Linked DNA regions of Homo sapiens: region 1 is linked to region 2. The links are chromatin contacts, found by Hi-C or POLR2A ChIA-PET in ENCODE. All regions are on one chromosome and are shown on one strand. The core of a region is the stretch at or near the end of the contact, and the rest is flanking DNA. Distances in the headings are between cores, read along the strand shown. Region 1 holds the start of PPP1R37 (protein phosphatase 1 regulatory subunit 37). Region 2 overlaps CLPTM1 (CLPTM1 regulator of GABA type A receptor forward trafficking).

What was found. A loop is a pair of places that touch in the nucleus more often than their neighbours do. ChIA-PET counts read pairs that join two places held with the same protein, here RNA polymerase II (POLR2A). Pooled maps may share reads with other maps.
Region 1: a pooled map shows a loop between it and region 2 (4-fold over the local background). The contact joins the promoter of PPP1R37 here to the enhancer-like site in region 2. A Hi-C loop is called at or near these places in 2 of 50 pooled maps. POLR2A ChIA-PET finds 5 or more read pairs at or near these places in 5 of 52 experiments (H1, K562, WTC11 and 2 more).

What each region holds. Positions count from the first base shown.
Region 1 is chr19:45,091,770-45,094,474 of GRCh38, forward strand. It overlaps PPP1R37 (protein phosphatase 1 regulatory subunit 37), which reads left to right and starts at 1,410. Exons shown (of 13, transcript NM_019121.2): 1 at 1,410-1,758. The coding sequence starts at 1,557. RefSeq lists enhancers at 1-12, 1,013-1,062 and a silencer at 1,483-1,692.
Region 2 is chr19:44,987,963-44,990,662 of GRCh38, forward strand. CLPTM1 (CLPTM1 regulator of GABA type A receptor forward trafficking) reads left to right here. Exons shown (of 14, transcript NM_001294.4): 9 at 118-211; 10 at 2,433-2,623. Among named protein-coding and RNA genes, the nearest start is that of RELB, 12 kb to the right of the region's middle. RefSeq lists enhancers at 1,139-1,298, 1,779-1,828. Within about 2 kb of position 1,374, at least 4 of the 41 ENCODE cell types and tissues checked have a DNase peak (open chromatin) inside an H3K27ac peak, as active enhancers do.

The sequences.
Region 1 (2,705 bases), core at 160-2,659, 100 kb after region 2:
GTGGCTTGAGCTCACGCTGGTTCTTTCTTGCCTCGGTGATCCACCAGCCTTGTCACCCAGGATTTAGGTTGGCAGATTCGTCTCTCGCCTTTGGAATTTCTACCTTCTCCTAGGTTTTGTTTTTTAAAATCAGGCCTATGATACCGCTCATGGGCTCATATTTATTTTAGCATTGTAATTTAAGTTGTATTTTATGCAACTCTACCCCGATACAGAGAGCTGTTGATGTAACTGCAGCGAGCAAATGGAGGACTAGAGACTAGCGAAGGGGCCGAGACTTCGTCTCCAGAGTATCCCTGTCAGCATCCATCAACTGCACTCATATATTGAATGCAGCTCCTATCCGCCTTTCTTTTCGACTTCTTCATGCCGTTACCACTCTTCATCAGTTAGTCTAGCCTCAATGTTTTCATTTATTTCCTTTGTTTTTTTTGGGGGGGGGGGAACGGAGTCTTGCTCTGTCGCCCAGGCTGGAGTGCAGTGGCACGATCTCGGCTCACTAAAAGCTCCGCCTCCCGGGTTCACACCATTCTCGTGCCTCAGGCTCCCGAGTAGCTGGGACTACAGGCGCCCGCCACCACGCCCGGCTAATTTTTTGTATTTTTAGTAGAGACGGGGTTTCACCGTGTTAGCCAGGATGGTCTCGATCTCCTAACCTCGTGATCCGCCCGTGTCGGCCTTCCAAAGTGCTGGGATTACAGGCGTGAGCCACCGCGCCCGGCCCATTTCTTTCCTTTCGTTGAGACAGGGTCTGGCTCTGTCTACCAGGTCGGAGTGCAGGGGCGCGATCATAGCTCAGTGCAGCCTCAACCTACCGGGCTCAAGCGATCTTCCCACCTCCCAAGTAGCTGGAACTACAGGCTCCTGTAACCAGACCCTGCTAATTTTTAAATTTTTTGTAAAGACGGGGCCTTGCTATGTTGCCCAGGCTGGTCTCGAACTCCTGGACTCAAGCGATCTTCCCGCCTCAGCCTTCCAAAGTGCTGGGATTATAGGCGTGTGCCGCCGCGCCCCGCCAGGTGTTTTCAGTTCTATGCACTCCATTCCCTGGGCTCTTGACGAATGTGCGGGAGCTGAATATTCGTTATTTGGACTCCGGCAGGAAGGCGTGGGCTCAGCTTCGCGCTTGCGCGCTGCTCTTGGAGACGGCGTCTACTTCGCCCCGCCCCTCATAGTCTGCAGTTCCGGCTCTGCAGATTCGCTGCTCACGTTTCTTTTTTCCGTGGCCCTTCCTGCCCTTTGTTTCTCTCTTCATGTCACCCGCGGGACAACTCTACGTGCAAGTCGCTGAAATCGATTTTCTGCTTCTTATAGTAAGCGGCGGGCTCGCCAGCCTCGAGCGAAAGTGTGACTGCGAACGGGCAGGCGCGCGCGGGGCTCGGCGGAGGCGCGCTTGGGCTCCCGGCGGCGACGACTACGACCACTAGGAGAGCGGACGGAGGCGGCGCCTGAAGCGGCGGCGGAGCCCATGCCCCGGGACGGCGGGCGGACCCGGAGAGACAAATCCGGGGCCCGGGGCATGTCCCCGGGGCCCCCGTGAGGAGGCGGCGGCGGCTATGGAGATCGCGCCGCAGGAGGCGCCGCCCGTGCCGGGCGCGGACGGCGACATTGAAGAGGCCCCAGCTGAGGCCGGGTCTCCCAGCCCCGCGTCGCCCCCCGCCGATGGGCGCCTCAAGGCTGCAGCCAAGCGCGTCACATTCCCGTCCGACGAGGATATCGTGTCTGGAGCAGTGGAGCCCAAAGACCCCTGGAGACATGGTAGCTACCGCGGGTGAAGCGGGGGCGGGCTCGAGAGGGACCCGGGAGTCGGGAGGGATCGGTGCAGGGCCCGGCTCGAGGTGGCGTTCAATAGATTGCACCTAATGGTGAATAAGGGGACAGTCGTCAGTTTAGAACCGTAGTCTGTTAGAAAGGGGGTGGCTATGGAGTTGGGAAGGTGAAAAGTATCTGGTTTCTGCCGCACCCCACCCACCCGAGACAAAGATGGTGATCGTTTTAGGGTTTAAAACGATGAGCAATTAAAGAAAGTTTGGTGTTTTGTCAGATGTAGAGTGTGGCAGCCTTTGCGTTCGTAGTTCCACCAGAGAAGGAGAGAAGGAGCAGTTGAGAGGAGGAGCGGGTCAACACTGGGCCTGAAAGGGCAGTTGAAAGAGTTTGATGGGTCTATGGGGGTAAAAAGAGGTTAAGTTGCTGGTCTGCAAGCCTTGGGGCAAGGAGTGGTCGTGTTGGCCACTTTCTTGGCTGGAAAGAGGGAGACTATAAACTTGGACTGTGGCTATAGAGGACTTGGTAAAAAGGAGTCAAGATAAGGTCCCAGAAGAGGAGCAGAGGTGGTGGTCAATTTGTGGTTGGGTGAGGGAGAAAGAGGCAGTGTGGTTTTTATGTTTTCTTTTTTATTGAGACAAGGTCTCACTACATTGCCCAGGCTGGTCTCGGACTTCTGGGTTCAAGCTGTCCTCCCTCCTTGGCCTCCCAGAGTGTTGGGATTACAGGTGTGAGCCACCGCCGCCTGCTGCAATGTGGTATTAAGAAGAAAAGCCAACGCCTACCGCCGCCTCCTCCTCCAAAAAAAAGAGAAGCAGAAGGAAGGCTGTCAGTCATTCAGGAGCAGAGGATGTTTGGGACATGGCTACGGAAGGGTCCTCTTGTTCCTTCCTGAGAAAGAATTGGGGGATGGCCGGGTGCATTGGCTCAGGCGTGTAATC
Region 2 (2,700 bases), core at 124-2,623:
TGGCTGGCCCACCTTCAGCCTCCCTCTACAGGCGGCCCCAGGGGCAGCCCTCGGGACAAAAGCTAGTGAAGGTGCTCCTGGGTGGGGACAGGCTGTGCTCACATGTGTCCCCTGCAGGTGGCCCTGCTGGAGACCAACCCCTACCTGCTGGCGCTCACCATCATCGTGTCTATCGTTCACAGTGTCTTCGAGTTCCTGGCCTTCAAGAATGGTAGGAACAGGACCCCAGGGCTAGTGAGAGGCTGTGCAGGGTGGGGGACAGGACCTGCCCCCTTCCTCCTCCCCTCCCTCCCCACATGTCCTCCCCCTGCCTGGGGTCTCTCAGCCCCACTCTCCAGAGGCCTAGTGAGCTGGGGAGGGGCAGTGGCCCCAAAACTCCCAACCCAGAAATTCCCACCCACCGGGTGTGGAGCTGAGGGAGGGGCTGGCCCGCTGGTGGGGCAGAGGCCAGGCCAATACTGCCAGGAAGCAGGGCTGGGGAACTCCAGAGCCAAGAGCAGGGAAGCCCCGGAGCTGCTCCCGCCACCCTGCCCGGCAGGCTGCCTGCTGCGGGAGGCCGCTTAGGGCTGAGTGGACGGGGCCTGCCCAAGTGGGAAGGAGGAGCACTGTCCCCCAAAGGTCCCTAGGTTCTAAGGCTGACCATACTGATGGCCAGCGTTTGAGGAGAAGCAGCCACATGCCAGGCACTGTCCTGGGTACCCTCCCCAGTAGCTCCTTGAGCCCTGTGGGAGCCAGAGGCTCAGGGATGTCACTTGCCCAGTCACACGGTTCCTAAGGGGCAGATGGTTCCAGCCCCAACTCTCATCTTCTAGGCCCTGCAGGCCACTTCTTCCTTGCCCAGAGCACCCCAGTCTGAAGGAGTGGCCTGCGGCCCTGTAGCTCCCGCAGGCGGCAAGAGGAATGAGTAGTAGTATTCCTGGTATTAAGATGCTATTGCCGGCCTGGTGGTGGCTCTCGCCTGTAATCCCAGCACTTTGGGAGGCCAAGGTGGGAGGATCACCTAAGCCCCGGAGTTTGAGACCAGCCTGGGCAACAAAGCGAGATTCGTTTCTACACAATTTTTTTTAAGAATTAGCTGGGCATGGCAGCGTGTGCCTATGGTCTCAGCTACTCGGGAGGCTTGGGCCTGAAAGGTCAAGGCTGCCGTGAGCCATGATCACACCACTGAACTCCATCCTAGGCAACAGAGTGACACCCTGTTCCAAAAAAAAGGACGCTCTTGCCATTATTGAGAACTACCATCTGGAAGAATGCAGTGTCATACGGGCACAGGAGCTGGTGCCGACCCCAGCCAGCCATCTACCAGCTGTCGCTGGGAGACGGGACCCTTCTGCCTAGGAGCTGGCTTGGCTGGGGTCCAGTGAGAAATGAGGCACAAGAAGGCTGTCCTCCCCAGTGTCATGCAGCAGGGGGCGCAGGCCTCACTTGGCACCAGTGCTGTGTGGCCTCCCTGGTCTAAGGAGAGGCTTGGGCCCAACTGCTCCCACGAGAACCCACCAGAACCCTGTCTCCAGACCCATTCTTCTCAGTTGGGACAGGGGTCATTCTGATGGGCAGGGGTGGGTGGGGTGAGGCTATGGAGTGTGCCAGAGCTCTGGGATGTGGGGGAGCTCTGGGATGTGGGGGAGCTCTGGGATGGGGTAGGGTGCACATGGACCAGAATTCACAGCCCTCACTCCCTGAGTGCAGAGCTGGCCCTGACTCTGCAGGACTGCAGACCTGGCTCCACCACTGTGCTACAGACGTGGTGGCTCAGCCTCCTGTGGCTGCGGTTAGATGCTCAGCCGGGCGGGGTCAAGAGAGGGGTGTCCGTGGTGAGACCAGGGCTCAGAGAGGAGCATGCTGACATGGATCCTTGGCAGCATCTAGGCGGAGCACTGGAAGGAGCTCCAGACTGGAGCCCAGGGCCCTTTTCAGTTTCCTGAGCATGGCTGTGAGCCAGTTCCTTCCCGGTGTCAGGGCAGGGGCCTGGAGGAGGTGGTCTTGAAGTGCATGCCACAGATCTTCCTTCCCAGGGAGGGCGAGCTGGCACCATGGTGTGGCACAGACCCCGCGTCCCTTCAGATTCTGCCATGCCAGGCTGTTTGGCCTCAGGGAAGCAGCTTCCCTGACCAGTCCTTAGCACCTGGCACGTGGTGAGCCCTGTCCATGGCACCAGTCACCGTCACCATCAGTCAAGGGACTGCACCTTGGGGTGCTGGGTGCTGACGTCCTATGGGAGGGCTCCAGGGGTGCCGCCTGTCTGGTGCTCTGGGGGTCACCCAATGAATATGAGAGCCTTCCTGGGAGAGAGGGGTCTCGTTCAGCACCCCTCCTGAGGACCCAGCCCCACCCCAGGGTGTGAGGATGCAGGCCAAGGGGGCCTGAGGGAGCTGCAGTAGGGTCTCAGCACCTCCTCAGCCTCCTGGTTCCCCCCTACCCCCTGCGCACAGATATCCAGTTCTGGAACAGCCGGCAGTCCCTGGAGGGCCTGTCCGTGCGCTCCGTCTTCTTCGGCGTTTTCCAGTCATTCGTGGTCCTCCTCTACATCCTGGACAACGAGACCAACTTCGTGGTCCAGGTCAGCGTCTTCATTGGGGTCCTCATCGACCTCTGGAAGATCACCAAGGTCATGGACGTCCGGGTAAGGCTGGGGCGCCATGCTGTCTCGGGAGCTGCAGGGGTTGGGAGGGGGTAGTGTGGCCCAGCTGGACCCTGGAG